2 separate regions of the Homo sapiens genome follow, and region 2 is linked to region 1. A link is a loop called in an ENCODE intact Hi-C map of the cell type or tissue named here. Cell type or tissue: PC-3. All regions are shown on one strand. Each heading gives the region's core, and the rest is flanking DNA. Links, peaks and the distances in the headings are about the cores only. Region 1 has its middle 31 kb from the start of LINC01865. Region 2 has its middle 31 kb from the start of LINC01874.

Region 1 (9,079 bases), core at 747-8,746:
GAAGCTTCAGTTTAGTGTGCAAAGCTGTGGAGGCTGCAGATAAACGCGTGGGCCCAGCAATGAGCCATCTGCAGGGCAGCCATGAGGCCAGCCCAGCGTGGCCGTGAAAGGGTTTCCACCTGCAAATTCTACAGCTAGCCCACTCTCAATCAGCCTACACACATTCTCAGGTATTATCAGGCATTTTCAGACAACATTCACCTCTACACTCGTTTTGAGGAAGCCGCTGGAGCAGGCACCTCACCAAAGTGGAGGGAAGACCAGGAAGGAAGGAAGCAGGGATTTGAGAAAGGGGAAAGGGCTTTCCCAGGATGGTGGGTCAGGGAGGTCTCAGAATGGTGTCTGTGCATCCAGTGGAGGATAGCTTGTCTAGATGCTTCCCTCTTCAGGAAGAAATGGGAGAAATTGCATGTGTTTGAAATCTTTGAGAGAAGATTTAGCATTGTATTAGTTGAGAATAACCAAATTAAAAACAATTCTTAACTCTTGAAACAACAAAATCCTTGTTAAATAACAGGCTCATGGTTTATTCTGCATTGTATCTGTCAACTGAATTTGTACAACCACAAAAGCGTAAATGTTGAATATTGATCTAACCCAAGTTACAGTGCAACCATTTGAGGATGATGGGGCCTGGGGGCGGGAGCAGGCTGAGTCCTGGGCTGCCTAGGTAGGAGCTCAAGAGAAAAGGGTCATCGCAAGCATGTGATATAGAAAGAGGGAGCTATTGTCCAAAGTGTTGGTAAAGGAGGAAGAAGGGTTGCCTCTGTGCAAGGATAGCTTTGGTAAAAAATAAAGATTAAAACTAAAAATACATGAAGACAAATGAAAGATAAACCCTCCTGACAAAGTTGTTTGTGTGTATGTGAGTGTGATTTCATTATAGACTTTGACTTTTTCTGCTCAGGGATGCTAGACAGCACTTCAGCATCAGGCCTGGGGAAGGCACGCCAGACAGAAATCAGCAACAAAAAGTGCAAAAATGCAAAAATGTGGCAGGAAATATGCTGCAAAAGGATGCTTGTTTACAGAAGGCAGCAGAAGCAAGAGGCAGGCGTGTGAACATGCATGCGGGAGGCTCAGAGTTTTCACCACTCTGCACTTGGCCATGAGTGACCCAGGAAGTACTGCAAATGTTGATGCTGGGGTTGCCACCAAATTCTAGTGAGCAGGTGAATTCGCAAATACCTTCTATCCTAGGGCCAAAGATGGGGTCAGTTAGTGCCATTTTCTGGTTTCGTTTTTCTTTTCTGATTCATTTCTTCAGTTTATTTCATACTTGTATAATTTGACAACTTTATTCTGTTAAAGTTTATTTCTCCAGTATATGTCTAAGTAATGTAGAATATATAATATGTTTACCTGTAGCATATCGAGAGGAAACAGGCATCATTGGACTAAGTCTCGATGTGTGGACAGCGTTGGTAGAATCATACTTAGGGAGCTCATCTTCGTGAGTCACAAATTGGGTTTCCTATTCCTGCTCCTCCTTTCCCACCCTCTCTTCTTTAAAGTTTTGAGGTTTGTCCCAGGTGGCTCTGTACAGCTCCCCACAGAATGGTTATTTTATGCAAGAACAGAATCCTTGTCTATTTTTTCTTCAAAGTAGTAATTTTAACCTGTGGCATTTATCAGAAAACAAGATTGTCTTAAAAGGAAAATTTAAAAAATATTCCATTTCCATTTATTTATGTTTTTATCAAGTTGAAATTCACATAACATATAATCAACCCTATTAAAGTGGAATTCAGTGATAGTGCATTCATTATGTTGTGCAATTTCTAGCAACTTGTATTTTAAAAACGTTTTTATTACCCCAGAAAAACACTTTGTACCTAAGTAATCATGTAATGCAATGAGATATTATGGGACAGAAACATTCAGAGAATAAAGATGAACATTTAGAAATTAAAACCATATATGACAAAAAGTTATGACTCAGTGAAAGAGTTGGAAAACATTGTTGAAATCTTTTGGAAGCTAGAGCTAAAAGACAAAGAGATGAAAAATAGGGAAGAAAAACATACACAAATTAGACGACTAGTGCTGGCACTCCACTATGTTAATAAACCAGAATTCTAGAATGAGAGGATGGGAAATAGAGGGAGTCTCTTCTCCCTGGTAATGTCTAATCCACTTTCTGTCTCTATTGATTTGTCTGTTCAAGATAAACCGCATAGAAGAAATAATTCACTATGTGACCTTTTGTACCTGGCTTCTGTTACTGGGCATAATGTTTTTAAGATTCATCCATGTTATAGCGAAATAATATTTATGACTAAGTAATATTTAATTGAATGTGCACCACAATTTGTTCATCCATTTATCTGTTGATGGACATCTGGGCTGTTTCCACCTTTTGGGTATTGTAAATAATTCTGCTATAAACATTTGTGTGCAAGTTTCTGTGTGGACACATGTTTTTATTTCTCTTGGATATATATCTAGGAGAGTAACTGCTGGATTATATAATAATCTCGTGTTTAACGTTTTGAGAAGTTGCTGGGGTGTTTTCCACAGCGATTGCATCATATGACATTCTCATCTGCAGTGTTCTTGCTCCTGTTTCACCACATCATTGTCCACACTTTTTATTCTTCATTTTCTTAATGAAAGCCATTCCAGTAGGTGTGAAGCAGTAGGTATCTCATTGTGGTTTTTGATTTGCAATTCTTTAATGACCAGTGACAGGGAACATCTTTTCATGTGCTTGTTGACCGTTTGTATATTTTATGTGAAGAAATGTCCTTTGCTCATTTTTAAAATATTTTTTGCCTTTTTTGTTGTTAAGTTGTAAGAGTTCTTTAAAATTGCTCTAAATATGAAACCTTTATGACATATATAATTTTGCAAGTGTTTTCACCCATTCCGTAGATTGCCTTTTCATATTCTTGATAATGTTCTTTGATGTTCAAAAGTTTTCAATTTTTATGAAGTCAAATGTATCTGTTTTTTTCTTTTCTTGCCTGTTCTTTTCATGCCAAATCTAAGACTTCATTGCCAAATCTAACATCAGAAGGTTTACCTGTGCTTTCTTCTAAGAGTTTTTTGGTTTTAGCTCATAGTTAGGTCATTGATTAACCTTGAGTTAACTTTTTGTGTATGTTAGGTAGGGATTGAAGAGTCTTCTTTCCCCATTCAGTCTTGGTACCCTTGTGAAAAATCATTTGGCCATAGATGTTTGGGCTTATTTCTGGACTGCAATTCTATTCCATTGGTCCACGTCTATCCCTATGCCAGGATGACACCGTTTTGATTACTTTCCACAGTGACTGCCTCATATGACATTCTCATCCGCAGTGTTCTTCTATCTTGTTCTTGACCTTAGGGTGAAAGTTTTGAAATTGGGAAGTGTGAGTCTTCCTACTTTGTTTTTCATTTTCAAGGTCGTTTTAGGTATTTGGGACTCTTTGCATTTCCAGATGAATTTGAGAATCACCTTTTCCATTTCTGCAAAAAAGACAATTAGAATTTTGACAGGAATTGCATTGAATCTGTAGATCACTTTGGTGAATATTCTCATACTAACAATATTAAGTGCAGTTCATAAACATGGGATATCTTCCCATTTATTTAGATCTTTAATTTCAGCATGTTTGGTAGTTTCAGTGTACAAGTCTTTCACTTCTCTGGTTAAATTTCTTTCTAGGTATTTTAATCTTTTGGATACTATTGTAAGTGGAATTGCTTTCTTACTTTCCTTTTCAAATTATTTATAGCTGTTGTATAGAAGCACAGCTGTTTCTCGGATATTGATCTTGATGTTGAACCCAGAAACATCACTGGATTTGTTTAGAAGCTCTAGTAGATTTTTGCTTGTTTGTTTTGTGGGCATGTGTGTCGTGTGTGTATATTCTATGGGATTTTCTGTATACAAAGTCCTGTCATCTGCAAATATAGTTTTCCTTCTTCCTTTCCAATTTGAATGTGATGCTCTTATTTCTTTTTCTTACCTATTGCTCTTAAGATATCCAGGAAAATACTGAATAGAAGTGTGAAATGTTCATTCTTATTTTGTTCTGGACTTTAGGATGAAAGCTTTCACAATAAAATATGAGGTTAGTTTTGGACTTTGAAATTGTCCTTTATCATGTTCCCCTCTATTCCTAGTTTGTTGAGTGTTTTTATCATAAAATGTCATTGAACTTTGTCAAATGCTATTTCTGCATCTATTGAGTTGCTTGTGTGTGTGTTTCCTTTATTCTATGAATGTGATTACATTGATTGATTTTTTTGTATTGCGCTACCCTTGCATTCTGGGGATAAATCTCCTGTTATCTAATCCCTTTATGGTATACAATCCTTTTGATGTGTTGATGGATTCAGTGTGCTAAGTGATGGTGCTAATCTTTAAAAATGTTAACATCTTTGTCATGTCACCTAGACTGAATTGTATTTAAATAATTCAGGTGAAGACCCAAAGCTAGTTACTTGTGTAGCCATTGGTCACACATTTGCTAGTTGGGCATTTCACAGAAATGGATATTAATCAAATTAAGGAAAACAGGCATTCATAAATGGATTTCTGTTTCTAGGCATTTTCAATTCCATAATAGATTATTTACTATACGTGGTCAGCAACTCTGTAATGCTGCAATGAATACATACTAGATTTATAGGTTTTAAAATATGAGAATAGTGAAACATTTGTCTTTTTTATCTAACTTCTTTTACAGACCGTATAGACATATGAAATGTGACTTAATATGAACGGTTACTTTTTCTTTTTTCTAATAGTAATTTCGAATCACATTTAGCTTTTTTCTCGTTAAATATTTCCTAAGTATTATTTTATTATGCTTTTGTTTTGTATGTATCAAGAGCATAACATTCGTTGACTTTTGATTTTTCTCTGTAACATTATCTTCAGCTATTGAATTAGTTTTCCTTTTGAAGTTAATTTCCACTTATCACTTGGGTTACCAAAGTAATGATTTCTTACAGTTATGTCTTTGTTAATAATATTTAGGGCTTTATAAAAAATAGTATCTTTCTTAAAGTAGTTATATTTTCCTAAGATGTTCTTTAAAAAACTGTTGTGCATGCATATAAATTTATATCTATTTTCTTTAAGTTGGTGTATTTCTTCTTTCTTCATATGCTTCTGAAGATATTACAGGGTAAAACTCTCATTTTACACTTTTGAAAGTGATCTCTTCCAATAATAGATGAAAATCAAATACAATTTTTAATTTTCTTTCATTTTAGGTAATTATCTGTTAGAATTTGATTTATCGTACTATACAGTTTCGCTATGAGGACAATTAAAATAATTAAAATGAAATGTGTGTGTATGTAAAGTCTTTTTCCCTCCTTACCACACTGTATTGCTGTGAGTTTTTCCAGTGTCTGCCACTTGGCTCCAATGTCAGTTTCTTAATTTCAGGGCTGGGTCTTCACTTCTGTCTCCCCTTCTAAGTTAGTGCAGGGCTTGGCATGCGGTAATTTCCTTCTTTCTTCCTCCTCATCTTCTGTTTCTTTTCTTCTTATTTTTTCTTTGTTTTTCTTCAACTCTCCCATTCTTTTGCCACCTTTCCTTCCTAGATGTTTGTTGAAAAATCGTGTACCTTAAGTAGTGATTTTATATCTTATTCCCATCCAGATAATCTATTTTAATATATGCCTTTGATTGTATCCTAAAATGCTATGATATTTAGTTTGCTTGATTGAATTGAATAATGAATTTTATAAATTCTGAAGTTCCAGATATCGTTGTATAAATTCTGTAGTTCCAGATATTGTTTGAAATACTTTCCTTTTCATAGTATCCCTATACTTCTCATACAGTATCTTGCAAAAATAAAAAATAACATAATTGAGAATATAATAAATGTACCTTGATAATCCTGATTTGTTACCAGAAGAAAATTTGGTAACTGCTTTACATCCTTTACATTCTGGTTACATCCTCATTCTTAGGCTGAAGCCTGCTTGTTTTGACAACTGAGATATAATTGGTTGGGTATTAGAAAACAGTAAAATCTCCTCACCCCCAAGAGGGCACCTAGGATGAAATAGACCCTTTCAAACATGATTTCTTGTCGGTGACTCTATGGCTTTTCCACACGTGAGTCAAACACAGCAACAGCATATTTTATCTAGGACATTTCCTTTAGTCACAAAGAACTGTTCGTCTGATGCAAATTTGAGTCATGTGCCTTTGACCTTCAAGAGCCCTTCAATGCCTAGGAGACATCCCTCATTTTTTCTCAAGTTGTTCTTAGAACAAGGAATTCACAAGAGTAACGAATCCAAACCTCAGATGTCAGAGGTCAGACCGAGAACCAGAGCTGGCTGTATCTCACACTTGGTCAGACTCTTCCCCTCCTCGCCATTCTTCATATTCTCCGAGGACGCAGGCTTAATATCCTCATTATTTTGTCAGCTGCAATTTACCAAAACCATAAAAAACCACACCACCCATGTGTCTTTGAAACAGACAAATTCTTTCATAAAAATATGCCCTGGAAAATGGGAGCTGTATTTTTGAAAATAAATATTCAAACTCTAACACTCATATTGAAGTAAAAAATAATATTTTTCCAAGTCTGGCTGAGGAAGATAAATTATCTGAATAATTAAGAATATAATAGCAATTCTTTTTGATGAAGACTATGTTTTATTTGAGTCCTGAAGGAAGGTAGAGGTGGAGCTAGAAGAGAAGTGCAGGGAAGAGCGGTGGCTACATTACAGCCCGACGTCACCATCAGTTCGTTCCCAGAGAATTCAAAGACGCCGGGCATGGGGGCTCATGCCTGTAATCCCAGCATTTTAGGAGGCTGAGGTGGAAGGATCGCTTGAGCCGGGAGTTTGAGACCAATCTGGGCAACATAGTGAGACCCCCATCTCTAAAAATGTCTGTAAAAATTAGCTGGGTGTGTTGGTGTGTGCCTGTGGTCCCAGTTCCTCAGGAGGCTGAGGCAGGAGGATCACTTGGGGCCAGGAGGTCAGGGTGACAGTAGGCTGTGATCCCACCACTGCCCTCCAGCCTAGGCCACAGAGAGAGACCCTGTCTCAAAAAAAAAAAATAATTCAAATATATGAAAATACAAAGAACCTGAATCATAGTGCACTGCAGGGTCAGCATCATGCTCGGGAGAAAGCTGGTCTATTTGCAGTGACGCCATCATGCAGCCTAGGAGATACTGCCTCACCCAAAACCCCAATGTCCGGTTGTTTACCTAAAATTTATCTCTGCATGTCAAAATAATTTGTCAGATATGCAACTTTAGAAGTAACAGAACTCCAGATGACAAAACCCAGACAAATCAGTTTTTACTGCATTTTCTTGACTATGATATTATTTTTCAATGACCGTTTTATATTGCATTGAAATTTTTAACATTAGTTAATTTTTTAATTGTAAAATTTATATATTTATGATGGGCAACATGATATTTTGATACATATTTATATACATACATTGTGAAATGGCTAAATCAAGCTAATTAACACATCCATTGTCTCACATACTTACCATTTTTTTGTGGTTAGAACGTTTAAAATATACCGTCTTAGCAATTTTCAAGTATATGTTAAGTTGCTACTAATTATAGTCACCGTACTGTGCAACAGACCTTGGAACTCATTCTTCCTGTGCAGCTGAATTTTGCATCCTTTGACCAACATCTCCCCTGCCCTCTCCCTGGCCCTGGTACCCACCCTTCCACTCTCTGCTTCTCTGAGTTCAGCTGTCTTAGGTTCCACGTTGAAGTGGGATCATATGGCATTTGTCTTTCTGTACCTGGCTTATCTCATTTAACATAATGTCCTCCAACTTCACTCATGTTGTTACAAATGACAGGATTTCCTTCTTTTCAAGGCTGAATGGCAATGGTATGCCATTGTGCACCATGCATGTTTCTTTGATCAGTTCATCCATTGGGGGCACTCAGGTGGATGCCACACCTTGGTTATTGTAAACAATGCTGCAATGAACACAGGACTACAGATATTTTTTGGATCCTGATTTATTTCCTTTGGATATGCCCAGTAGTGGAGTTGCTGGGTAATATGTTTGTTCTATTTTTAATGTTTTGAGGAAACTCAAAACTTTTCATAATGAGGGCCAGGCACGGCGGTGCACACCTGTAATCCCAGCATTTTGGGAGGCTGAAGTGGGTGGGTCACCTGAAGACAGGAGTTTGAGACCAGCCTGACCAATATGGTGAAACCTCATCTCTATTAAAAATAAAAAAATTAGCCGGATGTTGTGGGGGGCGCCTGTAATCCCAGCTACTGGGGAGGCTGAGGCAGGAGAATTGCTAGAACCCAGGAGGTGGAGGTTGCAGTGAGCCGAGATAGTGCCATTGCACTCCAGCCTGGGGGACAGAGCGAGACTCCGTCTAAAAAAAAAACAAAAATATCACTTTTCATAATGGTTGTACCAATTTACATTCTCACCAACAGTGTGCAAAGATTCCTTTTCCACCAATTCCTTACTAACACTCATCTTCCATTTTTTGATAATAGCCTTTCTAACAGGTGTAAGATGATATCTTATTGTGATTTTTATTGTATCTCCTTGATGATTAGTGATGAACATTTAAAAAAATATAACCGTTGGCCATGTGTATGTCTTTTTTGGAAACGTGTCTCTTCAGATATTTGCCTATTTTTAAATTAGGTTATTTGTTTTATAGCTATTGAGTTTTTGAGTTCCTTATGCATTTTGGATGTTAACGTCTTATCAGATGTATGGTTTTCAAATATTTTCTCTCATTCCATGGGTTTTCTCTTCATGCTGTTGTTTCCTTTTCAGTATAGAAGTTTTTTTTTTTTTAATTTGATGCAATCTCATTTGTCTATTTTTGCTTTTTTTGCCATGCTCTTAGGGTCATCTCCAAAAAATCATTACCCAGATTAATGTCATGGAGTGTGTCCCCCATAATTTCTTTAAAGCAATCTGTAGATTCAATTCAATCCCTATCAAAATTCCTCTGACATTTTTCACAGAAATGGAAAAAGTATTCCTAAAATTTAATTTGGAACCCCAAAAGACCTCAAATAGCTAAAGCAGTCTTGAGCAAAAAGAACAAAGTTGGGCACATTACATTATCTGACTTCAAGATATGTTACA
Region 2 (9,079 bases), core at 459-8,458, 110 kb after region 1:
AGGTAGCCACCCCCATGATTCAAATACCTCCCACCAGGTCCCTCCCACAACACGTGAGAATTATGAGAACTACAATTCAAGATGAGATTTGGGTGAGGAGACAGTCAAACCATATCAATGCTTGTTTAAAATCCTACAGAAGACACATTGCCTATCCAGTCCAGAAGCCAAACAGCCTACTGGGGCTGGGGGCCATAGATTCAGCTGAGAACACAGCAGGGGCTGAAGTCTCTGCTACCATCCTCTCCATCGTCCCTTCATGCTGCAGGGACTAATGTAGCAAAATCACCATTTAATGGAATTACAAGACATCGACTAGTCCATGTATATTCCAACTCAAAGAACAGCCGGCAAACACAGTGAAGTTTAGACCAAACCAGGGAAGATGCCAAGAGCAGAAAGAAACATTGAATGCATTCGCAGAGTGAAAAGGCCAATGCTGATGTTTTCTTCAGGAGAGAGAGAATTAGAGGCTTCTCTTGCTGTAAAACTGTCCCTAACCATGTGGTTCTGTTGCCTAAGTTTCAGGTGAGTGGGACCCAGAGGGGAAACCTCACCGCCCCTGTCATCCCTGTGGAGCAGTCCAGAGGAGGGGTGGGGCAGAGAGCAGCATCTGGGAAAAATTGGAGCTTTACAGTATTGGTGCAGAAAAATAAAATAAAGCAACACCATAAACAGAAAGCATGCATAACATGAGACTTCTCTGCAGCCGATGCAGCCACATGTAGAAAGCATGGACTCACTGAAGCTGGAGTTCACAGCTGACTCATCTGAACTGCATGGAAGCCACCCTCAGACCTCCACACCTGCCACCCTCCTGAGAAAACAGCAGAGCCTGTGCTGCATGCCTCTAACACAGGAAACAATTACTAGAAACAACAAAATAAAATCAAAGGAAAGTAATTAAAAAACTCAAGACACACATTTACATTAGAAGAAAGATCACACTATGATTGCTTGGTGTGGTTCTTCAAAATTGGTTCTTAAGGAAAATTTCTGCAATCAGAGATACAGAGGTGAGATCTGAGAAAACCAGTCAAAAAGGGAAATGATGAAGAAATTAATTTAATTAGAAAATGAGAGATATGGAGAAAGGGAGTCCAGCATACACTTAATCAATATTCTGGAAGAGTATAGCAAGATGATTGTACCAGAAAAAGTAGTGAACTTAGATTTTAAGATAAAGGATCCTTCTGGGAACCAGGCAGAAAAAAACCCCAGCATCCCAGTCATTCCCATACTAGAGGGACAGTCGTGCTTGTACCAAACTTTTCTGTAAAGGATGAGTAACAGTTGAGCTGTTCAGGCCTTCAGAAAAAGAAATGTGAGTCAGTAGGCTTACACCTGACCGATTTGTCATTTAAAAAATAAAAGCAGGGAAGACAGTCTCAATCCTCAAGAACTAAATGAAGCAACCAAGAAAGTCTCTTGAAAAATCATCATTTAACAAAATTAAAGTAACCAACGAATCAGGAGAGCTAGGATGGCGAGAGATTGAGAAGTCATGGTGGGGCCTGAGGCCGATTCACTCACACACAGATGGCAGCTGAGCACCTGCGGTGATTGCAGCCGATAACTGAACACACTTGCTACAAAGCAGAGACATAAAAAACAGACAAATGGATGATGGTATCAAGGAGGAAACAAAACGTGATGAAATGTGTTGGCATGCCAATTTTGCCATTTGTCAGGTAGAATTTTTATACATAAATCTAAAATTCATGAATAAAAATTTAGAGAATATTATTCAAATTTACCAGGCCACAGTTAAAGATGATAGTCAAAGTCGGAAACCACTGGGGATGAGAAGCTTTGAGAACTTCGTATGTCCACTCAGTCTTACATACTGGAAAGCTGAAAGTCTGTTTGAAGATGACAGACCAGGAGCTGCAGGCTTCAGTGTGTTCTCAAGTCTCTCCCAGGGGCTGGGGGGAGGGAGCAGAGGAGGATGGCTTGGGGGATAAAAGAGCTCCCATTGAAAACTGACACCGCATGGATTACAGTTCTGCCAACTTTATCTAACACTGTTCTGGAGGTTTTTTTCTGTGCAATTAGACCACAGAAAGAAATGAGGTCTAATTAAGGAGGAGGCAAAATTATTATTATTGAGTATGATATGGCTTTCTATAAGAAAACTCAGAAGAATCAACTGAGAAAGAATAGAATCAATTGGCTGGCTGGTAAATATGTGTATGTTCAGTTGGCCCTTAAACAATATGGAATTTAAGGGCACTGATCCCTGAGCAGTGAAAAATCAGCATATAACTTTCGATTCTCCCAAAACTTAACTACTAACAGCCTACTGTGGACGGGAACCCTTACTGATAACATAAACAGTCGATTAATACATACTGTATACGTTGTATGTCATAGACTGTATTCTTACAATAAAGTAAGATAGAGAAAATAAAATGTTATTAAGAAATCATAAGGCGGCCGGGCGCGGTGGCTCACGCCTGTAATCCCAGCACTTTGGGAGGCCAAGGCAGGTGGATCACGAGGTCAGGAGATTGAGACCGTCCTGGCTAACACGGTGAAATCCCGTCTCTACTAAAAATACAAAAAAATTAGCCAGGCGTGGTGGCCAGCGCCTGTAGTCCCAGCTACTTGGGAGGCTGAGGCAGGAGAATGGCGTGAATCTGGGAGGCAGAGCTGGCAGTGAGCCAAGATCGCACCACTGCACTCCAGCCTGGGGGACAGAGCGAGACTCCGTCTCAAAAAAAAAAAAAAAAGAAGTCATAAGGAAGGGAAAGTATATTTATCATTCACTAAGCGTAAGTTGACTGTCGTACAGGTCTTCATCCTTGTCTTCACGTTGAGCTGGCTGAGCAGGTGGAAGAGGAGAAAGCTTTGGTCTTGCTGTCCTGGTGGCAGAGGTGCAGGAGGCAGAGGAGGCGGATGAGGGCACAGCAGAGGGAGGCTCCCTCAGGGCAACTTCTACTGAAAAAATTCGGTATATGAGTGGATCCGCACAGGTCAAACCCGTGTTGTTCAAGGGTCAGCTGTATATTCTATATGTAAAACAACATGTTTAAATATGTGAACTGCAACCAGATAGAAAATACAATGAGACCAATTTATAATGGCAAATATATAAAACAAATGAACAGAAATTAAAAAGATATTGTGCCTAGAAATAAGATTAAAAATATTTCATATCTATACAAAAACATTGGACCTTCGCATGCAATCAGCAGTGGATCCTAATCTCTCTTTTATACCCTTCTCTCCCTGAATTTTCACTGGATCCATTTTGGGGGTTCACTGCTTTTTTACTCAACAATGTCTAATCTGATTTTTAATACATACATCAGGCTTTGAATTTTAAATGTTATGTTTTGCTTGCCTAGACTTTGAATTTGGTTCATTTCCAACTTTGTTTGCACATTTTTAGACAGTTGCTCTTGGTCCATCTGCAGTCTGTTCTTTCCTTATTTAAAAATCCTTCAGCCGCAGGCTTGCCAGAGTCTCGGATGACTTCTGTGGCTGGAGCCTCTGTGGCTCTGATCCTGCCGACCTGCTGCACTGAAACTTGTTGCTAATGTGTTTCTTGATTTTGGATGGTTAGTTCGTTTTTCCTGAAAGTTTATCTGTGGAATTTCTTTGAGTTCAGATTTAAGTCAAGTTAGCTTAAGAGTAGACTTATTTTTGCCACTGTCCTGTATGTTCAGGTAAAATAAGTTCAGGGCCACTTTAGGATTAATTCTCCATTAAACTTCCCATGTGATTTGCCTCTGTAAATGCACCTGGATTCCACACTGGGGCTAGAAACCCCAGAGGAAATTACTTTTCAGAACCTCAATATGAAGGTTTGAATAAGGCAGTTTTCCTCGCCATAGTTTGAAGTTAGAGGCATTATTGTTTCTGTTTATTTTTAAGCCCAGAGTGTTGTCCCTGAGGGTCCAGGCTTTGAGAAGTAGGTTTGATCTGAGAAGATCCTGATGTTCGCTGCCTGTGCCTGCATTTCCCAGACCTGAAAACGGAATTTTGCTTTCTCTCTGCTGAGGTGATGTCAGGGCTGTCTTTACATCTTTGGGCTCCAAAGTGAAGACCATGAATATATTTTACTTTTTTGGTTTGCAGTTTCAATTGTTAATAAAATACAATATTTCTCTGAGCAAGATTTCTCTGTTCATGTTACTCATCCACATAGAGCTTGTGTGAATTAAATTATCTGATCAATTCTAGGCAGTTTGTTTTAATAGGAGGACTGTGAGGTCACTGAGGGGAGAACGTGTCCAGTTGTGACATTTGTCAGAATCAGACTGGAGACGCTTATGTCAAAACCCTGAAAAACGGAGCCAGGGAAGGGAGGAGACTCACAGATGAATGCCTGGCAACAAGAACTACCACAAAAGACGGCAGGAAACCACAACTGTGCACAAAGGCCACCACAACCTTACCCAAAAAATACTTCTGTGAGGTCATCTGCCCAGCAACTGCTTGCGCAGCCTGGACTGGGGCCACCCTTGTTATTGATCCTTGTAGCCAAGAATAATAAATCATCTCAAAACAATCGTGTGGTTCTCCTCATTTTCCTTCAAAAACCTTTGTTGTCACTGACCCCTCCGAGTACGTGCAGGTTGGCATGGCACTTGGGTTCCTACTGCAATGCCCATTCCAGAATAAAAGTTATTCTCATTTGGATGTCCTTTCTCTGTTTGTTGTTTAGGTTGACAAAATCCAGGAGAGAGGTAAGAAAGAGGACAGGGCAGAACAGAGGGGTATTCCTGAACCCTCAGGACCTGCGGACCATTGGATCGAATGGAGAGTTGGTGGGATGGAGCCTGGCTGAGCTCAGGATGGCCTGGGCAGTCCCCGAGATATGGAGGGGAAGAGGCTGCGGACAGACATAGAGGAACAAATAGGCTGGTTTAGGGCCATTGGGAATGAGAGTTTTCCTTCCCAGAGCTTTGTCTCAAAGAAAAGAAAATCTGCTCACTAATTAAGGAATTGTGAGTCTTTTTCATATCTTGTCTAAGCATGTGATTTACTGACTTTAGTCACGAATATTGGTAAGTGCCAAACTGAAGAAAACTTGTCATTCTTTACCACTCATAGTTGGCATGAAAAATTAAAAAAATCTATTTATCTGTCATAAGATAAATTTTATGACATTCATAATGATGAATTCTCCCTGCAATCTGCAGAGCCTCCCACCTGCCTGCCCTGCCTCTCCCTGGTGTTGGGGGATAAGCCTCCCTGGCCAGGCTCTGCCTCCAGCCTGCCCTCACTGCTGTGGCTTCCTGCAGGGACTCAGGAAACACCTTCTCTCCCTCATACCCGCCCTCCTGTAGGAAACTGTCCTTCACCTCCACTCTGTATTCTTCAAATTTCCAACTCTTCAGCAGGCTTAGAATTCTTTCTTTTCAACTTTCCTATGTTAAAAAATGTTATCACTGTAAGAAAAATTACAAAATTTTATAATTTTTCAAAAGTACAAATAAAAGAGGATTCTCAGAACATATAATTTTGATGAGTTTAATAAATACATAGCGAACTGATCAAGATGGGCACTCCCTGGCCAGCCCATGAATTCGTGGTTCAGAGTCTTGGCCAGTCCAGGTCAGCATTTGTGACAACTGCCTGGTGTTACTCTGCAGCAGGTGGTCCAGTGACCTCGTGTTGGGAATTATTGTCCTAAAGTTGTAACATGAATGTTTTTGTTTAAATTTAAAAAAGGTTCTTTTCTTCAATTTCATATTTTATCTATTGAAGCTGCAGCTCTAAAAACAAACATTTTGGTTGTGCCTATTTTTGGCTTGTGTGTGTGTTTGCGTGTGTAAATTGAATCATATACCAACTATATCCCGTTCTCTAACTAACTTCTTTCACTCCATGTCCTTGTGAAAGGCATCCAACTCCCTGAAGCCCCTCCTGTAAAAAGTTTTAGTCAAATTTTCTCCTCAGCTGCAGCGAACTGGAGGCCCTGTGTGTTTGATAATAGAGATTTCTTGAACTACTTGCAATTTTCACACTAAGGCTAATCTTGGTTCCATATAGTTCTTGATATTTCAGATCGAGATAAATAAACATGACAAAGCTTGGCTGGTCAATCTAGTCATAGTTATCTGAGGTGGTATCTTTAATTTTGTTATTTTCCGATAGAATATAACAACAATCTAGGTTTTCAGTTACTTGTTTATTTAATTCTGGTTTATTGAAATGTTCTTATAAGATTGATTTTCAGAAGGAATTTTAACAATATTTAATAATAGTTAAACAACTATAAATAATGTATCAGAGTTTATTACATGAATTTATACTTATACATGTTATAATTTAAGACTAATGAGATGAAAATACTACAATAATTATATGAATTCACAGATATCTGGTGATCTTTGTATATTTTCATGTTTATTTATTAAATGTCCTTCCTTTACTGTTTCAATTATAGACTCTCCCCTTAAGTGCAGTTTGGGTATTAATAAATCCAGAATTTATTGTGGAAGAGAGTAAATCCTTTGATACTGGAATGATGGAAGCTGTTTTGGCAAATGCAGATCATCATTACAGAGCATTTTCCAGGTGCTCCTGAAAATATCCTCCTGTAGGGACGGCAGGGAGTTGGAAAATTGCAGTTTTCTTTCAAATGGCTTCATGAATTTTCTTTAATGTTTAATGGTATGTGTGTTTTTGTTTTTCTTTTTAATTATATCAGGGAAAAGGCGTTTGGATTCTAACATTTTAATGAATGAGTGATTTTTTAGAAACTAAATACTTCAATGCCCAGAATTGTTCCCTGAAATGTGTACAAACCACTTCCAAAGGTTGTAAAAGCAATAATGAAAAATTCCCCAGTTTATGGTCTCAAAGAAAGGGTCATGGCAGTTTGTTTACAACCGACCCAATTAAAATGAGAAGGCGATGTGAAGTTATTTCCTCATGTAAATTACATGAAATCCTAGCGACACAGCTGTTCTGCAATGGGAGAGTGGGGATTTCTGTAGCGTTGAAACCTCTTTTGTATTTAAGGTGTCTTGCAGCTCCATCTTCTCATTTCAAATTCTCCTGCTGGCCTTGTGAACAAGGGTTTATGGAAATTTGAGACAGAGTTTCAACAAAATCAAAATGCATATCAACCTTTAGTCATCTACTTTTCCAAAAGTACATTAATGTATTTCCCTTTTCTTTATTTACCTGAAATAAAATTACTATTTATTTGACAAGATAACTACTAACCATTTCTCTTAGGTAAAATCACTTAAATATTATATAATTTACTGGAAGGTTACGGCATACCACAAACAAAACCAAATATTTCTATTCTACAAAACAGAGTAGTTTCAAAACCATATATGAGAAGTATTTTGTGCTAGGATATGCCATGAAAGGAAGACCTTTGGTCCAGATTTCAGAGGCTGAATTTCTTATCCCAACTGTCCTAAGCGTAAATAAGTCACTGAACTTTAGTTGGGCACAGTTCTTGTCAGCAAAAAGTTGAAATTTATCTAGGTTATCTCTATATTCTAGTCCAAGACTTTATGATTATAAGTTAATGTGAGGATGGAGCCAACCATGTCCTTTTTTTTTTATTTGGAAATTTTTGTCTGACTTTGCGTGAAAAGTAGCTTGGTCACAGGAACACCCGGCGTTCCTCCATTGATGAGGAAACGTGTCTGTCTTCACCGGTTCCTCCACTTCCTGTTCCCTTCACTCTCTTCCCTGGGTCGGGCCTGAGCTCCCAGATGCTGGGATGTGTCCCCCTTCCCTCCTCAGGCCGCGCATCTTCCACCACCATCTCCCAGGTGTGTCCTTCACGAGCAACCGCTACTGAAAGACGCCTGACCCTCGGCTGCCCATGGGACGGTTCTTTTCTTCCCATGGCTGATATTTTATGATCGTATTCCCTATGGTGTCAGGATTCACTAGCAGATCTCGGAAGTGAAGCTAGGACTTTTGGCCAGTATTTGAGGTGCTTCCAAACCCGCTGGAGAGGCTGGAGGGGCAGGTCTGGGCTGCTAGAGCCTTTGTTTCCTGGGTCAGTACCTGGCCAGCACCTCAGCCCCTGGGTAGCCTCCGTGCCTCATCAGGCAGACAGGGAGCTAAGCCCCGGCGCTCTGCTTCTGTGGAACTCCAGGAGCAGGAATATGGGGGCCGCCATCTTGCTTCAGAGCCTCATAGAGGCTGCCCGTGTCCCAGGGGCACTCCCCGTGAACACACCTGTGCTTATTCTGGGCGGACCCAATGTGTTTATTTTTACATACCTGCCTAACTGGCAGCACATTTGTGAGTGGCTGAAAGAAGATTGTATGGACTGGCAGTGCCTAAATTGGTGGTGCTCAGATAATACACAGAACCGGACATTCAGTCAAAATTGCTCAGCGAAGCCTGAGCAGGCTCGCTTCCTCAATCCACAGACAGAGGGCATCCGCTGGGTTTCATTTCCTGCCTGGGGGTTTCTTCTGGCCCAGCAGGTCTCAGAGCCCCCAACTGGCAGCGGCCACAGGGCAGCAGGGGCCATAGAGCTAACTCGTGCAGCTGGTTTTGGGCTCAGCGAGGGGCGGTGAGCGGGACCCGCCTGGCTGGCACTTACTTAGTCCATTCCTAGCCCTGGAATGTGGAGTCTATCATCATGAGACAGCCACCTCTCTAATTGCACTATTATTCCCGACTTCTATTGGGTCCTGACTAATCCAAATCTGAAAGGAGAGTTTATTTTTATGTGAAAGCGTCGAAGGTTCAGGGACGGTGTCTGTTTTGTTCTCAGAGCTCCTGGCCCTTCTCAGAGACGCTCTGTGGTGGTAGGTCATCAAACATAGGGGCTGAAGAGCGAATGAGAAGTAGCTGGCCGTGTGGATGCCTGTGACTTTGCCCACTTGAAAAACCTGGGCTCTGCTTATCTTTCTCAGCCGTCTATATGCTCAATAAAGAATTTAATCTGTTTCATAACAATTCTAATTATGACATAAGGCAGAAAAAGGTCACATAATTTGGAAACCAGGATTTCCAGATGCGTAAGCCTCCACTGGGCTCAGGGTCTGTTTGATCGACTAGCTACATCCAGGTCTGTGGTTCTGCGGAAGGCTGTTTCAGAATATTTGAGGATGCATACAACCAGGAAATTTATTTAAAA

The links. Peaks named below come from ENCODE experiments on the same cell type or tissue, not always from the same donor. Only the 100,000 strongest peaks of a DNase experiment are listed, where the experiment ranks them.
Region 2: it touches region 1 in a loop (3-fold over the local background); 1 of 110 quality-filtered maps calls a loop at or near these places.

Annotation. Positions count from the first base shown.
Region 1 is chr2:342,480-351,558 of GRCh38, forward strand. No RefSeq gene overlaps it. Among named protein-coding and RNA genes, the nearest start is that of LINC01865, 31 kb to the left of the region's middle. In PC-3, for the core only: no CTCF peak of the experiment used is centred there; no DNase peak of the experiment used is centred there; H3K27me3 peaks cover 5,989 bases.
Region 2 is chr2:456,695-465,773 of GRCh38, forward strand. No RefSeq gene overlaps it. Among named protein-coding and RNA genes, the nearest start is that of LINC01874, 31 kb to the right of the region's middle. In PC-3, for the core only: no CTCF peak of the experiment used is centred there; DNase peaks (open chromatin) are centred at 1,287 and 4,367; H3K27me3 peaks cover 4,858 bases.